Linked DNA regions of Mus musculus: region 1 is linked to region 2. A link is a contact called in ENCODE POLR2A ChIA-PET data. All regions are on one chromosome and are shown on one strand. The core of a region is the stretch at or near the end of the contact, and the rest is flanking DNA. Distances in the headings are between cores, read along the strand shown. Region 1 holds the start of Chchd10 (coiled-coil-helix-coiled-coil-helix domain containing 10). Region 2 holds the start of Mif (macrophage migration inhibitory factor (glycosylation-inhibiting factor)).

Region 1 (5,558 bases), core at 743-3,242, 73 kb after region 2:
GTGGTTTGCCTCGTCTTTTATCCTAAATGCCCAACAGGAGGTACCGGTGCTCTTTCCTGCTTTGCCCCCTTAGTAAGAAGTCAGGAGAAGTGCAATTCTCGAAGGCATGAGTTCTATCGCTGGCTTCTGCGGGGGTGGGAGTGGGTGGGGGTACGGATGGGGGGAGGGAGGGGATTAACGACTGCGCTCCGCTCCGAGTTCTAGAACAGGGAACTCCATGTTTTGCTTGAGGAGGTCCTGATCCACAATACCCACTCCCCTTTCCAAACCCTTTCTCTTCCAGTGTGCAGCAAAACTGGCAGATGGATTGGTATGGCTGGACCTGTCCTGGGACACCTGCCTATCATACCTTCCTCCCATCCATCATTCCTTGAGCTGGCCGGCTGCCTTAGCTGGCTACTGAGGGCACGGTACCCCGTGGGCATTGTAGATCTGTAGTGGTTCCAGCTCCAGCCCCAGCACAGCTTAGTCTCTACTCTGACAGGTGCCTCAGAGACCAAGCTGGAAGAAGGATGCAGCCATTGGGACACACAGGCTGGGAAACCCTCAATCTCTCTTCTTCCCCTTTGCCTCTTTGCACCCCCTTTCCTTTCTCTTCTTCTTTATGCTTTTGTTCCCCCGGTGCTCCCTTCTATTCTGACTGCACCTGATGCTCGCACACACTATCTCTCTCAGGTGCATTTTCTGTCGGCTACCAGGACTCCCAGACTTGTCTCCTGCAAGCTGGGGCACCTCTCTCAACTTGGGCCCCATTTTCTCCTTCCTAGCTCTTCCTTTATTCTCCATCCACGGTACACACCTTGCAGGGGTGCTTACTGGAACCACACACCCGGAGGCTGCCCCTTTTTGCTCCCCCCTCCCCCCAGACTTGCTTTGCTTCATTCCAGTGATGAACAAGGGGCCTTGGCATCCACTCCCTCTGCTACCTCTATCAACACACACTCCAGCATCCCTAGCTGGGGGCTGGAGAAGCCGGTCTCCAAACTGAGTTCAGCGCAGAGACGCGTCTCACCAGCTCCACTTGCACACTGCCAACCACGGGAAGCTCATTATAGTACGCTCAGAGAGACCCAGAAGGCATTTCGGGGACAGACTGCACTAGGGTAGCCAGGGAGCTCGCTTGGTGGGTCAAGCTCAGCCAGTGGGCCCAGCCCGCGTGCCCAGCCCTCCCTCGGGGAGGAGTGGCGGGCACTCACCGGTGGCCTGGCCCGGGCCATCAGCGGCGACGGCAGGAGCAGCAGCAACAGGAGCAGCAGAGGCAGCGGGAGCAGGAGGACGCGCGAAATCGCGCGGAGGAGACAGGCGGCCCGTGCCATCCGCCCCGGGGCTGCTGGGCCTGCTGGGCCAGGCCGGGCCGCCGCCCCTTATAGCATTCGCCCCGCCCCCGCCGGCGCCGGGACCGCACCCCCCACCGCCCCGCCTCCCCCTGCCTTTTGTTCTAAACTCAACCGGCCTGCAGCAGCGGTCTGAGTTAGGGAGGAGTGCCCGGAGGGGCTGGGTCCCTTAGAACTAGTGAGAGCCGGGGAGAGCTCAATTCTGCTCTCCAGCCCCACTTCAGAAGTCTCATCCTTCGCCAGGTCTCTCCATGGTGGCTTGACTTGTTTTAGCCTGTGGCAGGTGGTCAGATCCCCAATCTAAACAGCCCTAGCTAACAGGAAAGTGGTACAATAGCTCTTGCAAGGAGCGGACTATTGAAATGTGACCTCAGGGGAAACTGAGGCATATGGCGGAAGTTGGCCAGTCCCCACACCTTAAAACAAAACAGAGACGGGTCTGGAAAGATGGATCAGTGGTTAGGAGCACTTGTTGCTCCTGCAGAGAAACCTGGCTCCCGTTCCTAGCACCCACAGGGTGGCCATCTAGGAACTGATGCCTTCTTCTGACCTCTACTGACACTTGGCACACGCTGATGCAAATGGCTGATGCAAATGCGCACACTTAACAATTTCAGACCAGAGGCAGTCAGCGAGGATCTTGGAGGGAGGGACCAGATTTTTTCTCTACTAGCAGGCAACTGGGTCAGTTGGCTGGGAGGAAAGGGTCAGGGATGTTTGAGTTGGACACTGGAATCTCAGGTTGTTCCCTGGCCGGGGGGCACACTAGCCAACAGGCTTTTCCTGACCAGTCAGGCTCAGCCATCTGAGACAGGGACAGAATCACATCTGAGAGGGAGGTCTACGTGCTGAAAACAGTTCAACTACTCTAATCTCTGCAGCGAGTGTCCAACTGTGCAGTGTTCCCTCTTGGATGACAATGGCTCTACAAGGCACTGCAGGCCTCTTCCACCAGGCCTTCAGCTCTCTTCTGAATTCTGGTGGGCCAGTGGGGCCCTGAGCTGCTGCAAAGTAGGGGCAGAGAGTGGTAAGTTTTACTTGGCCATCTGCAATCTTTTAAAAAGCCTCACCTTTTAAAGGCTGCCATTCCTTCCCGTCGTCCTTCCTCCCTTCCCACCCACCCCTCTTTTCTTTTTTTTATGACAGAGTCTCTCTCTCTCTCTCTCTCTCTCTCTCTCTCTCTCTCTCTCTCTCTTTTTTTTGACAGAGTCTAGTATGTGTACATGTAGCCCAGGCAGGCCTCCAACTCAAGATTCCTGTCTTTGCCTATTCTGACTGATAGGACTGCAAGCATGTATCATCATAGCTAGAATTTCCAGGTCTGGTTCAGACTCATCTCAGCAGTGTTGGTCAAAGAATCATAAAATGGATGAGGCATTCATAGTCCTACCCTCCACCCCCAAGAGTGGGTTTCTCTGTGTAGCCCTGGCAATCCTGGGACTCTGTAGAGTAGGCTGGCCTTGAACTCAGAGATCTGCCTCTATTAAAGGCATGCACCACCATGCATAGCATTTTAAAAATAAACTCTTCATTGGATGCATGCCTTTAATCCTGACATTTGGGAGACAGAAGCAAGTGGATTTCTGTGGGTTTGAGACCAACCTGCTCTACAGAGTGAGCCAGGCTATATGAAGATCCTGTCTCAACAAAAGAACCCCCAAACCCTAAAACATTTATTTGTGCAACCTAAACAGCCTTCAGTGTTGCCAGGGATGCACGACTATTTTCTGAGGAACTTGCAGCTTATCAGCCAGACCCCCCACCCCCCCCACCCTCCACTTCCCACCCCCTTACCCCCCAACCTGCCCCATTACCCCACATTACCACACTTAGTAGAGGATCTGGAAGGTGGGCTAGCCACGGAGGCCCACAGAAGGGGTTGAAGCTGGAAGAATGTTACCACTTGCCTACTGGATACAAGGTAAGCAGAGGCCAAATAGATAAGCCAGTGGGGTCTGCTCAAGCCTGCCCCCCCCTTTTTTTTTTTAATTTTCTACAACAGCACATTTTTTTAAAAGATTTATTTATTTATTATATGTAAGTACACTGTAGCTGTCTTCAGACACTCAAGAAGAGGGCATCAGATTTCGTTATGGATGGTTGTGAGCCACCATGTGGTTGCTGGGATTTGAACTCGGGACCTTCAGAAGAGCAGTCGGCACTCTTAACCACTGAGCCATCTCGCCAGCCCCCTGCCCCCCCTTTTTTAAAAGATGTATTTATTTATTTCGTGTATGTGGGTACATTGTCGCTGCCTTCAGACACACTAGAAGAGGGCATCAGATCTCATTATAGACAGTTGTGAGCCACCATGTAGTTGCTGGGAATTGAACTCAGGACCTCTGGAAGAGCAGACAGCTCTCATAACCACTGAACCATCTCTCTCCAGCCCCAGTCAGTGCTCTTAACAGTTAAGCCACCTCTCTAGCCTGAGTCTGGCATTTTTTTAAAGGAAAGAGTGGCTTGTCTTTTACCTACTCACCTCACCAAAAAGTCTATCCTGCAGATGGGTGGTGATTCCACTTGGGAGGAAAGCTGAAGTCTTAATGAAAGAGGCCTGCTACAGAGGCTGCTTAAAGAAACCAGGTTTGGGACACCTGAATGGGCAATGCATGGTCCTGAATAGTTTTGACCCCTGTTGCTGAGGCATTTGAATTGTTTGTGCCAAGTGATCTCTGTTGTCACAGTAAAATAAACACTGAAAGAAGAGGAGAAAGAACTCAAGGCCCCCTGTGCCCTTTCTACTCTGGCCAAAGGTTATTATTATTTGTTTTATTTTGTTTTGTTTTGTGGGAGACAGTTCTGTGTAGCCCTGGAACTCAGTCTGTAGACCAGGCTGGCCTCGAACACACAAGATGCACCTACCTATACCTGCCCCCCCCCCAAGTTCTGGGGTTACAGGTGTGTGCTCTTTTAACCTTTTTTTTTTTTTTCTCTCTCCAGAGGTTATGGCATGATCCCAGCCAAGGTCTCTGAGGAAAAGTCTGTGAAAACCGAGTTCCAGAGGACAGGGAAGGGCCTTTGGTGATCCTGGGATGGTTATTTTCAAACTCTGTCTTGTGATGGGTCTCAGAGAACACAACCTGGCCTGCAGTCTCCATTCGCTTCTCCGCTGGCGGTCTATGTGTCTCTTTCTTTCCTCCTGGGCTCGTGGCAAACCCCTATTGCATTGCTTGAGTTCTGACAGAAAGACCTGCCCTCGCTGCCCCGTGCCTAACTAAGCCTTGGGCTTTCCAAAGCTGACCGGTGTCCCCAGGACTCGCGTAGCTCCGCCCTGCACTGGGATAGCTCCGGAGCCCTAAATCCAGGAGGTTAATGGAAGGGCGAGCTTTGGCCCCTCCCATTTGGAGGGCGTGGATCAGAGGCCCCGCCCCAGATCCCGCCCATTTCACCTGACTCTAAGGACGCTGCCGTGTTAGTTGCCCGGCACTGAGCGAGCGGCTGCTACGGTCCACGCTTCTTACTCAGCTCCAACTTGATCCCACCGCAGTCATGCCTCGGGGAAGCCGCAGTGCGGCTGCCAGGCCGGTCAGGTGAGAGAGAGAGCGACAGGGACCCCGTGGGGTCGGGTGAGGGAAACGTGGGTGCTCTCCCAAGGGCGTCCGCAGAATGACCTTGGAGTCTGCTGCGCCATGTTGGCTGGGGGGTGGGGTGGGAGGACGGGGACGCAGAAGCGTGAGTCTAAACGAGGGTCCCACTGGACCCTGGAGTAGAGGGGTTTATTCCCGGAGCATTAACCTTGTTTCTCTCCTCTTGCTTCCTGCAGCCGCCCAGCCCCGCCTCCTGCGCACCCACCACCCTCAGCGGCCGCCCCGGCACCTGCCGCTCCCGGCCAGCCGGGTCTTATGGCTCAGATGGCATCCACCGCCGCAGGCGTAGCCGTGGGCTCAGCTGTAGGGCATGTCATGGGTAGCGCCCTGACCAGTGCCTTCAGTGGGGGAAATTCAGAGCCTGCCCAGCCTGCCGTCCAGCAGGTGAGCGGGAGGACTCAAGAAACGGAGGCAGGATTCACACATGGTTGCATAAGGAGCTGCTTAAGAGTCCAATGAGGAGTGGCCCAATGTATTCAGAGTTGCCTCAGACCCAGGATTTTGAGGGTCCTAACCCTCATGGTCGTTAAATCTACTGTCACTCGCTGGAAAGCTCGCCCAGCCCTCATTTGAAGGCAAAATATCTGACTGTCGGAGACTGACATGCACTAGATCTATTTTTTTAAAGATATAT
Region 2 (5,567 bases), core at 1,097-3,596:
ACTGCATGAATGATGAAGTACAAGGGACAGAGATGCTGGCCATCCTGCCCAGGAAGGACTCTGGATCCACACTAGGTAGTCAGGCCTCCCTGCACACACAGGGAGGCCTCTGTCACAGTGTCAGGATCACACAGGCAAGCTCCTCACTCACTCAGGAATCCGCCGAGGGGCTCCTGGTCTCAGTCAGGGCCCCACTCAGCTTCCAAAAACAAATTTCTTGGAAGTCATAAAACTTTTTTTTTTTGTATTTCATCTACAATGTTCTTACCTTGACAAGAGGTTAAAGAGCAATGATCTTAACAGATCTGTGACCACAGGAGTCCTCTGAGGTAAGATGCCGCTTTCCCTATAGCTGAGGAACAGGGTACATGCAGCCAGAGTCCCTCTCTGTGGAAGCTGTTGTCATAGACCTTTATCTATGGAAGGGCAGTGTGATAGGCAACAGGCTACATTTTTGTGTTTTTCCTAGACAAGGTTTCTCTCTGTAGACCAGGCTGACCTGGAACTCAAGAGAGATCCACCTGCTTCTGCCTCCTGAGTGTTGGGATTAAGGGCATGGGCCAGCCACCACAGCCTGGCCAAGGCTTTCTTTAGCAAAGACTCAAGCCAGCCCTGACACAGACTATAACCCCAGCTGGAGTGTGGGGATTTTCCAGCTAGTGGGTTGGCCCTCCCCAGCTGGAAGGCCAGCCCTCACACCAGAACAGTGAGAAATTCCTTAGGTAGCAGAAGTAGGTCTCATGGTCAAAGCAGGGTTCCTATCCAGTCCCCATCTACCCGGGTCCCTGGGCTTGGGGTTATTCCTACCAAATTCCTAAATTGAGCTGGGCCTTGGCCAGCACCTTTTACATAAACAATAATCGACGGCAGGTAGTCCCTCCGCCTTCATGAATTCTCAGGGACCTGCTGTGATTGTGGGGGGGGGGGGGGGGAGGGCGTTGGGGAAGTGGGCAGAGTGGTCTAGGGAGAACTCTGTATCCTGGCTACCTCTCCCACCAAGTTAATTGTCCAGATCAAGGAAGTGGCCACCACATGGCTTAGAGCACAGTGATTCTTGGGAAGGAAAATGGGGCCGAGGAAGGTGCAGGCCCAGCTGGAGCACACTATTAATTTCTCCCCTGTATCCAAGCACCTCCCCTTCCATGACACATATTACCGGCTCCATTTGCCACTGTGGTAAGGACCTAATTAACACTCCTGACCAGGTGAATAAGTCGGCCTCTTTTATACATAAGGCTGCATAGGAGAGGCCACAAGAAAGGACATCTGAACCACTGGACTAGTTTAGAGAGGACCAAACTGGCCAGCTTCGACCCTGCCATCACACCCCAATCCCACGTTCAGAGCCTGGGCTTCCATTCAAGGTCCCCACCCTGCACCCAATTCCTCCGCAAGCCAAGGAAGCAGAAGCTGAGGCAACCGTGGTCTCTTATAAACCATTTATTTCTCCCGGCTGGAAGGTGGGCATCGCTACCGGTGGATAAACACAGAACACTACGTGGAGCGAGGCTCAAAGAACAGCGGTGCAGGTAAGTGGGGCCAGGACTCAAGCGAAGGTGGAACCGTTCCAGCCCACGTTGGCAGCGTTCATGTCGTAATAGTTGATGTAGACCCTGAGAAAATGAAAGCCTGGCTCAGCTAAGCACGTGGTCTAGGAGAGCGCGCTGCGTGCCAGTGTCCTCTGAACGCCCCCCCCTCTTTGCCTGCTGACCTCCCAGTGCCCCTCCTCCCCCTCCTCCCCTCGTCCCCCACGCACCGGTCCGGGCTGATGTGCAGGCGATCGGACAGCAGGCCACACAGCAGCTTACTGTAGTTGCGGTTCTGGGCACCACCGATCTTGCCGATGCTGTGCAGGCTGCAGAGGGCGCAGGGATCGTTCGTGCCGCTAAAAGTCATGAGCTGGTCCGGGACCACGTGCACTGCGATGTACTGGGTGGGGGGAGGGGCGGCGAGGCGGGAGGGATACAGACACACTGTTAGACCGCCTGAAAGACTGCCTACAGGGCCACAGGTCTTCCGGAGAGCTCCAGCCGCCACCCGCCGGCACACCTTGGCTTCCAGCCCCATCCCTCCTCACACGTCGGGCCGGCCCACCCCACCCTACTCTCTTCCTGTGTCCTCCCTGCAAACCTGTGCGGGCTTGCCGGTGGCCTGCGCCAGCTGCTGGGTGAGCTCCGACAGAAACCCCTCTGGCACGGAGGCGCGGGGAACATTGGTGTTCACGATGAACATAGGCATGGTGGCGGAGAGACTGCGAGCGTGGACCGGAGGACGGTACAAAGCGCGGTGTGACCCAAGCCAGGGACCTGAGCTACGTGACCCAGCTCAGTACCGCCCCAAGCCGGCTGCCGCTCCGCCTCCGCTGACGTCAGACTACGTCCCAAAGGGGCGGTGACTGCCCTTCAGCGCGCTGCTTCTGCAGAGGTCTTGCTGTGCTTCTGGTGCTGTAGGAAGTATTACATGGGCTCTTTGTTTCCTAAGATGGAAACGGAGGATGCTAGATAGTGAGGACTTGACTCTAGTGATTAGGTTTGTCGAGGCATTCCAGGTAGATGCTACAGATTAACCGTATAGTAAGAAGTTCAGGTCTGAGAGATTTCTGTTCCAAGAAGAGGGAACTTAAGTTATTGGTGGAACCTGTAGGTTGGCCTTATTTCTCATGCTAGTGGGCTAGGATCGACCTACTTTAGTGAATACAACTTAACCTCAAACAATGAGCCAAAAGCGTGATGGCTTGTACTTGGAGAAAAAACAATCCTTCCTTGCCTTGGGAACTTTTCTCTAAGCTCAAGAAATTAGCCAAGCCCCATCACTTGCTTGCTTTTGCTCTCCTGTTGTACCAACAGTCAGCCCTCGATCCCCTGCCTGGCCCAGTATCACCTTCGTCCCACACACTTTCAACTGCGACTTTTTGTGTGTCCTGAGCCTCCTGGGACACGTGTCCACCAGGCCTAGGCTTGTGAGTGTGAAATGGGGAAGGAGGCAGAACGGAGTCGCCATCTAGTTACTTCCCTACATTCCTGTTACTCCACACAGGTGAGGATGCTTGGAGAGATTCCCAGGGGAGGAGTGGGCAGCAGGCTGTGAGCCAGCGGTACTAACTAGTTCTGCTCCTCTGGCCAATTGCCAGTCCTCAGGGAAGCCCTGCTCAAATTAGATCCAGCAGAGTCACCCTTATCTAGAGCCCTTGGTAGACTTTGTATAGCTTTCTCATTAACAAGTGAGACATCCGACCGGTGCCCAGGAAATGTCACGGGAATTTTGGGACTTCCTTTGTTTTCCCTAGCCCTTTTTAATTTTTGTTAAAAACTTTACAGTGGATCAAGAGATTGTAGTGTGGGGACTACCAGTTCTGTCTGTGATGTCAAGGTTTCTATTAGGTTTCTGACAGAAATGAAGATATTCTAAAGAGACACTTGTGCCCCCTCCCTTTGGCTAACAGACTATTGAAACAATGGTTCCCAAGGAAATGGAATTTTCTCTGGAGTCTCCTGCTGGTGAAAGAGAAAGGCTGGAAGGCAGAGATTTTATGCAGCTCTGGACGCTTGTCAGTCTTGCAGAAGAGACTGAAGCTTGACAGTGCTGCTGGGGGATCACATCTTGAGCAGAATCTCTTAGTTCTACCTACCTCTTGCCCTCTATTTAAATGTAAACTTCCTCTGGCAGGACCCTGAAGATGAGCTTGGGGTGACAGTCACTGGACTTCCTTTATGTTCCTCTTCCTTCCCAGGGTGGCCACGTTGAAATAAATCTCCCTCCTCCGCTTTCCACTGTTGTCTGTTTAGTTGGACTAGAGGATGTCTGAACGGCCAGGACCCAGGCTCTAACCCTCCCAGTTCCGGGAGCATTGATGGTAAAAATGGACAAGTCTGAGGCCAGCTACAGCCAAAGGTCTCATTCCAGGGTTACTATCTGGGCTCTGGTTCAGGGGCCCTTGATCTTGGGACACAGCTCCCCAGTATTCTTGGGGGGCATATTTGGGTAATTTTGACTTGTTTACAGTTATCCTCCAGGTTGGTAAGGATGTTAGAAGCTCCCTGGGCATGCCGTGCCTTCCAGACGCTCCCTGGTAGCTTTAGGCTCTTGATCCCCATTGGTCCTTTAGATTCTGGTTACAGAAAGCAGTTTGCTATACTCAACAAATTTTTTTGCACTAAGGGATAAAATAACAGGTTCCAGCAGCCTTTCTTCCATTGGCTTCCCATATCAGAATTGACAAGTGCCTGTCCGGGATCCTGTAACCCCCTAACTTGTTGCGCTCACCTCGTCCAGCAAGAAAAAAAGCAACACAGTCGGATTCTTCTCAACAGCCTTTTTTATTTCAGGAACACCTCGATGCTACGGGAACCTCGGAAACCCAGCGAGGACTGCTTATATACACCCCAGCACTGGGGAGATCTGTGTGTCCTCCTGGGATTGGTCAATCTGCCGGCACTTTGATTTGTATGCACCCGCTTGGGAGGGGTTGGCGCCAGATTCAGGCTAGCGCCTGCGCAGTAACATTGTTTACAGTGACGGTATGCCGGAGGCCGGCGCCATCTTTTAGGCGCCCAGCTGCCTACATCTCCCCCTTTTTTGTTTAATAATATGATGCTGGACTAGGTCTGGGCAAGTCTGTCCATCGGCCACGGCTCCTGTCTTAGGTCGATCCTTTCATGTCACAGCCTTACCCGTCCTAGGGTTACCCTATAGCCTCCAGGCCCCATGTCTTAGGTTGGTCTGTGCATAAGGAAAGTTGCCTGTCACTGGATACCATGGATCTGTGTGACTACAACTGCCAGACAACCTAGGGCGAACTCTTAATTTTTTAAAGAGGCCAGCCAAACATTGGGAGATGCACCATCAATGCTTGGTACACCACTGCCTTATCCTGAGTGTGCTCTCGTTTGAATCGACACAATAGCCAGATACAAAAGACACAACCCAGGAGGACCACTGCCCCCCAGGCCAACATTCCCGCCCATTCCTTAAAAAATGAGAAGGCATTGGTGATCCAGGAGGTGAAGTTCCCCAAGGTGACAAGGTCCAGTCGAGTGCTGTTGAGTTTTGCAATCTGGAGGAGCAGCTTTCTGGACAACTGCTCCGCTTTTAGCCGACCAACTCAGATAAGAGGCAGTCAGGTCCTACTCAGATAAGAGGCGACTCTGTTCAAGAGACTGAGAGAAATTAGCTTGTACAACTTTATACAAGGGGCACCTAATGGGCATAGGTGGCAAACATTTCAAAATCTACTATAGGCACAAAGGTGGGAAGTTTCATAACCACAGCAGTATACCCTGCCAACATTCTGCTAAAAAACACTTCCTTCCAGAATTATTACAATCTATATCTCTGTCGGGGGAGCAATTTTCGCGTCAGCCTCTCTGGTACCCAAATTGGGCGTTCTTGACCTTGTGGAAAAACACAAGCAGCTCCCCTGGATCTCGAAATAACAGGATCTGGACCATACCATTTTCCAGTTAGGACATCTTTCCATTTGACATCCTGTTTAAGGATAGGCGAGGTCATGGCATGCCTATCTGCAGCCGAACAACCATGTTCGTCCAGAATTAAAAAAATTAAAGAGG

The links. ChIA-PET counts read pairs that join two places held with the same protein, here RNA polymerase II (POLR2A).
Region 1: POLR2A ChIA-PET joins it to region 2 with 58 read pairs in embryonic stem cell. The contact joins the promoter of Chchd10 here to the promoter of Mif in region 2. POLR2A ChIA-PET finds 5 or more read pairs at or near these places in 4 of 5 experiments (Patski and embryonic stem cell).

The regions. Positions count from the first base shown.
Region 1 is chr10:75,931,138-75,936,695 of GRCm38, forward strand. It overlaps Chchd10 (coiled-coil-helix-coiled-coil-helix domain containing 10), which reads left to right and starts at 1,993. Exons shown (of 5, transcript NM_175329.4): 1 at 1,993-2,361; 2 at 4,278-4,867; 3 at 5,101-5,308. The coding sequence starts at 4,827. It overlaps Mmp11 (matrix metallopeptidase 11), which reads right to left and starts at 1,365. Exons shown (of 8, transcript NM_008606.3): 1 at 1,197-1,365. The coding sequence starts at 1,316.
Region 2 is chr10:75,857,931-75,863,497 of GRCm38, forward strand. It overlaps Mif (macrophage migration inhibitory factor (glycosylation-inhibiting factor)), which reads right to left and starts at 2,347. Exons shown (of 3, transcript NM_010798.3): 1 at 2,131-2,347; 2 at 1,757-1,929; 3 at 1,423-1,613. The coding sequence starts at 2,238. The coding sequence ends at 1,547. Gm40697 (a long non-coding RNA gene) reads left to right here and starts at 2,980. Exons shown (of 2, transcript XR_871836.3): 1 at 2,980-3,036; 2 at 3,443-3,768.